Regions from separate parts of the Homo sapiens genome. Here region 1 is linked to region 2. A link is a loop called in an ENCODE intact Hi-C map of the cell type or tissue named here. Cell type or tissue: mammary epithelial cell. All regions are shown on one strand. Links, peaks and the distances in the headings refer to the core of each region. The heading gives the core; the rest is flanking DNA.

Region 1 (5,389 bases), core at 70-5,069, 98 kb after region 2:
GAGTTGAATGTAAAATTTGTTGATCAGCCTATTCATGACAACACAGGAGCCCACCAGTTCCTGTTTTTTGTGCTCAGCACTGTTTAAACATTCTGCTTCTTCTTTTTCAACTCTCCTCAATGATGTCTAGTTTGAGAGGCAGAACAAAAGTATTTAATGTAATATTTGTAAAGGAAATAAATGAGATCGCAGTCATTTTTTTTAGACTATGATATCTAAAAACTTAACACTTAGAGCCAGCAGCACGTTTTTGTCTTTCCTAAAGTATGCATTATGGAAATGTATTAATAACTTAATATATGGTTGTACCCAAGTTAGGATTTCACTGATATTTGTTTCTTTCTTGATTTTTCTTAATGAAAGAAGCAGACACTTCTGAAATAGATTGTAGCCATGGGGAATTTCGTGTCCTTGGTTGTTCAACACACATACACCTGCTGTATTATTTGGCCATAAACCAGAAAAAAAGTTGTAGCTGAAATGGAAAAAAATGGGACATTCTGTTGCATTTTGAGTATGTTTTCAAAGAGTTGCTGGAAGGTAAGCCTTGACTCGGTGATGTAATGTGTGGAGTCAAACGGAGTATTTGCCGTGCCGGAGAAAACTAATGGAAACATTCACTTGGGGTAAGACAAATGGTATTAAATGAGAAAACACACCATGAATTGCAAATGGAGCTGAGTTAATTTGTTGCTACAGTAGTGTTGCCCTACTGTTAAATGAAGGCTGTGTAATTATCTTGCTGGCAGAGATAATGTCAAAACCTCATTTCTCCTTACATGCCTCGTTTTTACATGAGGGCTAATTGAGCTGCAAGGTGACAACTGATTATATATGGCTATCATCTGGTCCTCTTGCTCAATTTGCAAATAACGTTACCCTTTTTTACAGTGATGATTTTTATCGGACTTCGAGTAAGATATTAAAGAAACTTTTTGAACTCTTTGAGTAATTCACAACATTCCTTTCTGTCTTCAAATTATTCTGGAATAAATTATCGTTTTTATACATACTTCTTTTTTTTTTTTTTTTTTTTTTTTTTCGAGACGGAGTTTTGCTGTTGTTGCGCAGGCTGGAGTGCAATGCCGCGATCTCAGCTCACCACTATCTCCGCCTCCCGGGTTCAAGTGATTGTCCTGCCCCAGCCTCCTGAGTAGTTGGGATTACAGGCATGCGCCACCACGCCTGGCTAATTTTGTATTTTGAGTAGAGACGGGGTTCCTCCATGTTGGTCAGGCTGGTCTCGAACTCCTTACCTCAGGTGATCCACCCGCCTTGGCTACCCAAAGTGCTGGGATTATAGGCGTGAGCCACTGCGCCCGGCCTACATATACTTCTTTAAAACTTTCTCTTCATTCTTCTGACGTGTCTATATAACTGTAGTTAGAGATAGCAATATTTGTTTTCTTTTTACTTTGTAGAGCATTATAGTTATGTTGGGTCAAAAATTATTTCTCTCCTGTTTTAATTTCTGGAAGTTTAAGCTTTTTTAGGTATTGAAAATAGGATGTCAGCATCAAATAATAGGAAAATGTACCTTATTTCTTTATCAATGTCAATCAAATTCTTACTTAGATTTCTTTCTTGTGGATATATAGGACTGAACTCATTAACCTCTAGGTTTTTTCTGTCTCACTATCATGGTAGGTCTCAGTAGAAAAAAAGATGTTTGTTTACCATAGAACCAGTTTTATTAATTTTGGCTCAGTCCATGAGGAGGCAGCATTTTATATAGTATGATTTTTTATTTATTTGAAGTTTGAAGGGTTGAGCAGTATAACTATTTTTTGTAGTTTTTAAGGTTCCTGAATATATACTAGATGCAATTCATTACTTCAAGGAAAAGACCTAATAGTGGCTGTATAACTACAAGATAAATTGTTGCTCCATTGGAGAATCTTCTGGCTTAATGCAAAATTCTGCAAAGGAATTCAAGCTAGGGATGTTAAGCTAGGCTAGTAGGAACGGATATTACCTTTACTTGTGGGATAGTCTAAATTTGAGAATAAATATCAGACAACTGGGTACTTTGGAGTCCAAGTGTAGTTTGGAGTGAATAGAAACCCCATAGCAACTTAGCAAACTTGTCCAAAGTCATTAACAATAGCAATAACAACAGAAGTTTATTCATAGAACAAAAATAGTGTGTTGCCCAATATTTCATAGTACTGTTAAAGTTTTCAAAGTTTACTACTAGAAAAGAGTAGGAAGAATAGCTGATCTGTACTGTTTTTTTGGGTGCCAAGTGTCTTAGTTAACCTTTACAACAACTGCATGAATTAGAGAGTATTATCCCGTTTTAACAGATGAAGAAACCAAAGTGCAGAGATGTTAAGTGAGTTATTCAGGATCACATTGCTAGTAAGTGACTCATGATACTAAGCAAACCCTGTGGTTTGAACATATGTGTCTATCTCCAGTTTATTAATGATAATATGGAAGCTCAGTGAGCCGAAAACTTGTTTCAGATTAGACCACTGGTAAATGTACAGTGTGGTTCACATCTGGATCTTTTCACTCTAGGTTCATTGTTGTTGCCCTCGTCTTTGTTAATTTCTCTTTCTATCCTTAAAACCAAGCCCCATATTTTCTTGATCAGTGTTTCTCTGTCCTAGTAGTTTTCCAACTGTGTTCCATGAAGCCCTTGATTCCCATAAGTTGCCTCAGGCCTAGTGAAGGTGCCAAGGCATGGGTAAGAGGATAGGAATCCAGCCTGCCATCATAGTAATTCACTTAGCCTTAAGGTTCCAAGCAAGATTTTTATTAGGAAAATTTTCCTGCCGAAAAAGTTACAAAATAATATGCTCTACTCCATGTAACATTATTCCTAGACCTCTGTTTACACCTGTTTATGAAGTTAATAAACCCAATGCTGTGTTTTAAAAAAGGGAGGGGGGCATTCCGTGTTAATTTCAGTAGTATTTCTAAGCCACTTGTCTCCTCCCCAAGCACTGGAGTACTTTTCAGATCATTTGGAATTGCTAAGGTTGATCTTGACTGCTGGGGCACTAGTGTGGTGATAGTTTTCTTGCACTGCGGGGCTTTGGTGGTAGAAAGGAGAAAAGTTGTATGCTCAGGTATGTTCAGAACTTGGCATGCCTGATTGAAGAGAGATATTCTTCCTTGAAATTCCAGTATACCTGCTTGAGAAAACACAAACTAGAACCAGTCCCCAGAGAGAATAATTTTTCTATCCTTAAGGGCTTGCCATTGCCTGTTAGAGATCCTTTGGGTCCGTTCAGAAGCAAGGCAGGTACCTAATCATACCCTGCAGAGGAGAGTGTCTGTGAGCTGTGTACCCCATGTTTCTCCTCTACTTCTTGCACTTGTCAAGGGATGAAAACAGTGGTGATGATCTGGTTTCTGAAAGTCTGTAGGTCACTCAGACTTTCAGTGAGCCAGGCTCTAGATAACCACATTTATCTCAGAGGAAAGTGGGGAAAAGACCATTGGCAGAAGAGGAAATACCGATGTGTGAAGACACCGTTTTGAAAATGAACTTGGCACAAATCAAAGTTTGAAAAGAATAAACAGGATTATTTTGTGCAGTTAAAAAGAGAAGGAGTTTCTACTGAATATGGTGGGCTTGCCTAAAATGCATTAAATACACACACACACCTCGATGACAAACGTCATCATACATCTTCTCGCTGCTTGAAGTGTCACCTATTTTTCAGTTTTTTATTCTCCAAGTGTGATTTTATCTCAGTAACTGCTGTGCGTATGTTTTTAGATAAACCTTTTCTTCAGTTTTAGTGACACCAGAGCTCCTCCTGTCAGCAAAGCAATGGTGTTTATGATTATTTTATTAAGTTTTGTAGCAGATGCAGTTATTGACCCTCATGTTGAGTTGTAATTTTAAATGTCTGGTTTGATTCTGCATTCAAGGAAAAACCAAGTGTATTGCAGAAGTGACTTTGAAAACTGCAGCATTTCAGGAAGGTGTAAATAATGCACAAATAGTATAGAGGTCTTTTCTTTCTTTGTTTTTGTCTGTTTGTTTGTCTGTTTGTTTTCCAGAAGTGAATGGAATTACTCACATTATCAAAACTGTTTATTTTTAAACTTTGAGTATTCCCTTACCTTTTCAAATGAAATTAGGACTAACTGAGCATCCTTCTTCCCTACCCCATTAAATAACACTTACCACTGTCTATGCCAACTTTTAAAGTTAAAATCTTAAAATAGTGCCATCTTACACAGAGAAAGTGAAAAATGAAAACTTTAACTGATTAGTACCTGAAGAAAATATAACCGCCATGGGAGACAGACAGTCATTCTTTGTTGTTAAAACAGGGTTGGGAATGCTACTAACTTCCAGTTGGAAGAGTCCTGGGATGCTGCTAAGCATCCTGTGTACACACCAGTCTCCCACAGCAAAGAATTAACCTGGCCCCAGATGTCAATCATGCAGGGGTTGAGAAATTCTGCTGTAAATGAAGCACCTACAGAATTGGAGGTTCATAATTGTTGGGCCATTATATTCCGAATGTTTGAAGTTTGCATATTCACTTAATGTTTTATTTGATAACCTTAAGGCAAAATGTGTTCAAGAAAGTATATATAGGTGAGAATTGGCTGCTGCATTTTATTATATTTGGAAAGTGTTTGTGCAGAAATGGAAAAACTGGGTTTTTTCATTCATTCAACATGTATTGAGCCCCACTATTTGCAAGACACTGATGAGCAAAGAGGAAAACAAATACCCCTGAGGAGTTAAATGATGAAGAAAGTCAAACAGTGACTTCCAAAACCATTTGCTCAGAGCTGTGATAACATACAAGGAATAGGATACTGTGGGTATAGCGAGGAAGGACAAGTAGCATGCACTCACAAGGTGGATGTAGGCAAGGCTCTTGGAGTACAAGCTTCTTAAGCTGAGCCTTGCAAAACAAACACGAGTAACCAGGAAAATGAGGTGGAGAGGAAGAATAAAAGGCATTCTGGCCGGGCATGGTGGCTCACACCTGTAATCCCAACACTTTGGGAGGCCAAGGCAGTGGCTGAGGTCAGGAGATCGAGACCATCCTGGCCAACATGGTGAAACCCCATCTCCACTAAAAATACAAAAATTAGCCAGGCATGGTGGCGTGTGCCTGTACTCCCAGCTACTTGGGAGGCTGAGGCAGGAGAATCGCTTGAACCAAGCCTAGAATAGCCTGATGTGGGAGAGTGAGGGGTATAGACCTCTCTCTCTCTCTCTCTCTCTCTCTCCCTCTGGATTTTTGTGTCTCTTGATCTCTGTCTCTCTTTCTTGTGTGTGCTAATGGGTTCATAGGCTGTCTCTCTCAAGCATTTTTGGGCTCTCACTTGTTGTGGTGTCTGTCTTTAGCCCAGCTCAATCTCTGGTTTCTCCCTGAACTGGGCTGGGGCTCACTTGCTGTCTCTC
Region 2 (5,389 bases), core at 252-5,251:
AGAAGCCATGCACAATGGATAACAGATCTGATGAGCCTGAGTTTTTGTTATTTTCCATATTAGGGCCATCGACATTTCATAATTTTGAGTATAATCATTAAATTAATTTCTAATCAAGTAATTATGAGTATTTTGTGCATATGCTTTGCCTTGTTTGCTGGCAATTGATAACAATTTGGTCATTATCAACTGTTCTTTTTTTTTTTTTTGAGATGGAGTTTCACTCTTGTTGCCCAGGCTGGAGTGCAATGGCGGGATCTTGGCTCACTGCAACCTCTGCCTCCCAGGTTCAAGCGATTCTCCCGTCTCAGCCTCCCGAGTGGCTGGGATTACAAGCGCGAGCCACTATGCCTGGCCAATTTTTGTATTTTTAATAGAGACAGGGTTTCACTAAGTTGGCCAGGTTGGTCTCGAACTCCTGACCTCAGGTGATCTGCCTGCGCTGGCCTCCCAAACTGCTGGGATTACAGGCATCAGCCACTGCACCTGTCCTGAACAGTTCATTTTTAAAATATCATTTTTTCCATAAAAAAGAATTAAAAGCCAATTATATTCTTTCTCCCAGTTACCAGTAATATTATCTTTAAGATTAGGTGAACCAAATCTAAACTTATATTATAATTATGATAAAAATGTGTTGTTAAAGTTTTAAATTAATATTAGTAACTCAGAGTCTTAAGCTGTCCTGTCTTTGAAGTTTAGACCCTAAGGAAAAAATATATATATGTTTCAGTTTTCTGGTATTACACTAAAAGGTGAAGAATGCTGCCTTATTATCTTATAACTGATTTGGAAGTCCTATAAAGAAAAATATCAAAAATATTGGGCATTTTCTCATCTAAAAATAAACATGTGTTCATCTAATGAAGAGAAATAAAAACATCTGTGAAAGCAACAATGTCAATCTCTTATCACTTTTAAAACTAGTGACTGGTATTTTATACATTTTTGCCAACCATGAAAAGATCAAATTGTTGGCTTTTATCGTAACAACATACAATGGAATTTGATGGTACATGTCATCATTTTTCCCATTTAAAGTTAATAAAACTTTCATTGTTCCTCTTTTAAATAATCATATATGAAAACATTGAAAGAAGTGTTATAATGGTAAGCCATGTATGAATACTGGGAACCTTGATTTCATCAGTATATAATGTTATTTTTATAATTTGAATAATTTCTCTTTTTAATCATAATCAATCTTTGTAAATTAAATAGTTCTACCATAGGCTATTAATACATTTCAACAAAAAATTTAATTAAATTGAGTTTTAATGTGGTTGCCATACATATGTTATTCACTAGATGATCTCAATTTAAAAACGTAACATTGACCTGTCTAGGACTACAGTTATATATAATTATTTTATAACACCTCATATCAAACTAATTATATACTACAATAGCCTTTATACTTCTCTGCTCTCAGACTATGGTGATTCAAAAGTAGCACATCTGATATTAAACATAATGTAAATTGGGTAATGACAAAATATAAAAAAGGAAGGCAAATTTAAAAATATAACAAAATGTATACAAGCCATCCAATTTAGTTTTTACAGATAAATGCAGTCAGGGAACTCTCAAATTGTTAGTGCTCTTAAAAGAAGCAAATGAAAGGATATTTCTACATTTTTGTGGTACTATTGCTTAAAAGAATGACTTATTTTTATTTCCCCATTTATGAAACGAATGGAGTAAGGAAGGGGTAAGGAAAAGCTAACTAGAACACTACACAGCTAAAACAAGATGGGTCCCCAAATAGTAGGACTATTTGATTGTATAATGAAATGAACAGGCCACAGTAAAATTAAACCAAGAGTTCAGCATGCATAAAATGCATGTGCACTGAGCACATGCACCAGGTGACAATAAGTTTGTTACCAATAAAAAGGAGAATCAGAGCACATCCTCAATAATAGGAAAGAATTTTCACAGTTGTGACCCAACAGTTCTGTACCCCTAAGATAGGCAAATTTGGGTTATGTTGCTAGATATAGCAGTATGAAAGTCAGCAGAAAGGCCTAAAATGGAAGTTGAAAAGAAAAACAAAAACAACAGTCATACAGGAAGCAAAAAAGAGGCAAACAAATCACAAAACAAGACTGGAATAGCTCTATTATTGTGGGTTAATGAAGTCACTGCAATGCAGAGCACATGACTCTTTAGGACTTGATAAGCTATTTGATGTCACCATGAGAATTATTTAAAAGCTGGATATAAATATTTGGGTATAGGAGAATTTTGAGGAAAGTTGACTTTCCTCACTAAAGAGATCCCAGAACTTCTATCTTTTCACAGTCCTCTTTCTGCTTGAACTTCACATTTGACAACTCCAAGTTTCCTATAAGTTTTCTCCTCTAATTCCTGTGATATAACATCACTGTTTTCCTGTTTATTCTTATTTTTAATTCCCTTTCCTCTTCCTAAATTCTACCTAATGCATTCCACAAGCCTCAATTCTTAGACACCATTCTGTACTGTTCACATACTTTTTTCATTAGGTAGAAAATCCTGTCATCTTATAACTATGGATCTAGAACTTTTATCTCCAGTGCTGATCTTTAATCTAAGCTCCCATTCAATAGCTTGGTTTAACAAATATTTGTTGAGTTCTAATTTTGATGTGCCAGAGATTTTGCTGAGTTTGCACCATCGCCTTACAAGATACCACCACATGGAGGTGTCCTAACATCATCACAAACTCCAAAAGCTCCAAACATCTTTTTGTAAGCATAACCGAGTAACCCATTCAGAATGTTTCTTATAAACATCCTTGCTTTTGTTATCATTATAACTATCAATCAGCTTTGCTGAGATAAAAATACAACCATTGCAGTAGGTTGCAAAACAACAAAAGTTTATTTCTTACTCACACTACATGTGAGCTAAGGTTCCCTGTAGCTATGTCCCACATATCTCTTCGTCTCAGCCCTAAGGTTGAAGGAGCAAGCTGGATCTAAGGTATGCCATTCTTTTGCCAGAGGAAAAGACCGAGAACACCTCTTTAAAGCTTCAGTTTGGGTGTGGCATATATCCCATCTGCTCACAACACATAGACAAGCCCCACATCGGTGGGATGAGTATGAATCATCCTTTTTATGAAGAAGGGGAGATGGGATGACTAATTTTGAACAAGAATACAATCCACCCTGGCACATACTGATGTTAATCATCATCTACATTGGTCATAGCAAACATCTTCCAACTTGTATCCCTGTGAATCATTTATCCAGTTGGTAAAAATTTCAGTAGGCCTTTTATGTGTCAGTCACAGGGATATTTTTGAGATATAATTAGACTCATCACTGCTACTCAGGAGCTTCCAATCAAATGAGAGAGATGTAAATAAACAAATGTATCAGTGAGAGAAATGCCTACATGACAAGCATTTAAGAAGACAAAATTAATGTTTTCAGTATTCCCAAATTTTACTTTCTACTAAGATTAGGAAAAGTTGATCTTCAAGTAAAGTCTTGAGGGATACGTAGGAAATAAGACCAATGAGAGGCATGTTAGAGTGAAGAAAAGCATTCCAGGCAGAGGGAACAGCATTTGCCAAAAATCTTTGGGTGATAAGGACACTGCATATTTGGGCAATGGCAAGTGGTTGAATACGACTAAAGCATATTTACATAGGTATAGCAAGAAGTGACATTAGATAAGAAGCAATGGTAAGACCATGGAAGACCTCACATGTCATGTTAAAAAGCAAGGACTTTACATTGTATGCTATGGGAAGGAGGACTACAGGCATGGCAGTAAAATGATGCAGTTTAGTTTGGAATCAAGAGGCTTTTAAGAGGGAAAGTAAAAATGATTTGATGACCAATAGAAGGTGAGATAGGGAACAAGAGGTGGTAGAGAGTCTAGGATGACTGTTTCTCAGGGTTCGATTTCTGGTTGAATTGCAGTACTATTTACCTGAAAAAAAGAAATATAGGACGAGCCAATTTGGGCCACCCGAGGGACATCCAGAGAAGATGTTTAGTATTTAGTATGTGGATCTATATAGATATATATGGATCAGGAGCTGAGAACCCTAGGCACATCATTTAGTCTCCCTGAGTACCAATTTCTTCATCTATAAAACAGATACCACCTGCACATTCTTCTTAACAGAACCATTGCTCATGACATAATGAGACAATGATTGTAAAAACTATTTTTAAGTAAAAAATTCCTTTAAAAATATATTAATATAAAATTATTTTATAAAAGTCACACTGAACTCCTTACCAACCTTCTGTTATTCCCCACTGTCTGCATAATCTAGAGCAACTATCTAATTTTTTCTGTATATGTTATGCTCATTCCTAATTTCAAAATTTCATTCATGTTTTCTTCCCAAGGGTTAGCTGAAGTGTCATTTCCTTGACCTTCAGAGCCTATGTTAACTTCTCACCTGAATACTTATTACTTCTATTTGTGTGTGTGTGTGTGTGTGTGTGTGTGTGTGTGTGTTTTGATGGGCAAAGTCTCCTTTAAATTGAATTTCTTTTTAAATTAATTTATTTAATAGATAATACATGCACATTGTTTAAAATTCAAACACTACAAATGAGTTGACATTGAAGTCTCTCTCCCATGCCTGTCCCTCAACTACTCAGTTCTCTTCCCCCCAGGCAGTAATATCATCAGGTTTTTCATGTGTGATCTTTCCAGAGATCCTTCCAGAGTCAAGAAAATTAAATCAGTGGTTTTCAAATCATGCCCTCGTGGCTCAGGCGACAATAGAAAACACAGGGAAAGAAATGAAGCAGTTGCATTTGTCTAGCTTCCAAAATAGTTGCACTGCCTATATTTTATGTGGGTCTATTTTGCATACTATAAGGGAATACTGAGACAGACTAATTCATTTATTTATTATTATTTATTATTATTATGATTTTTTGAGATAGAGTCTCGCTCTGTCGCCCAGGCTGGAGTGCAGTGGTGAGATCTTGGCTCACTGCAAGCTCCACCTCCCGGGTTCACGCCATTCTCCTGCCTCAGCCTCCCGAGTAGCTAGGACTACAGGCACCTGCCACCACGCCCTGCTAATTTTTTGTGTTCTTAGTAGAGACGGGCTATCACCATGTTAACCAGGATGGTCTTGATCTCCTGACCTCGTGATCTGCCCGCCTTGACCTCCCAAAGTCCTGGGATTACAGGTGTGAGCCTCCACACCCGGCCCCAGACTGACTAATTTATAAAGAAAAGAGGTCAATTTGGCTCATCTGTATGTGGTATCAGCATCTGCTCCGCTTCTAGTGAGGCCTCAGGAAGCTTTTACTCATGGTGGAAGGTAAAGGGAGAGCAGGCATGTCACATGGCAAGAGAGGGAGCCGTTCAAGCTGCCAGACTCCTTTAAACAATCAGCTCTCATATGAATTAACACGAGAAC

The links. Hi-C counts contacts between places; a loop is a spot of excess contacts. Peaks named below come from ENCODE experiments on the same cell type or tissue, not always from the same donor. Only the 100,000 strongest peaks of a DNase experiment are listed, where the experiment ranks them.
Region 1: a loop joins it to region 2, with 9 times the contacts of the local background. A loop is called at or near these places in 1 of 110 quality-filtered maps.

Annotation. Positions count from the first base shown.
Region 1 is chr1:217,559,699-217,565,087 of GRCh38, reverse strand. All of the region lies in intron 5 of GPATCH2 (G-patch domain containing 2), which reads left to right. Among named protein-coding and RNA genes, the nearest start is that of GPATCH2, 69 kb to the left of the region's middle. In mammary epithelial cell, for the core only: no CTCF peak of the experiment used is centred there; DNase peaks (open chromatin) are centred at 2,387 and 2,637; H3K27ac peaks cover 2,390 bases.
Region 2 is chr1:217,658,266-217,663,654 of GRCh38, reverse strand. All of the region lies in intron 3 of SPATA17 (spermatogenesis associated 17), which reads right to left. Among named protein-coding and RNA genes, the nearest start is that of SPATA17, 30 kb to the right of the region's middle. RefSeq lists an enhancer at 2,549-3,748. In mammary epithelial cell, for the core only: a CTCF peak has its summit at 2,673; a DNase peak (open chromatin) is centred at 3,104; H3K27ac peaks cover 2,639 bases.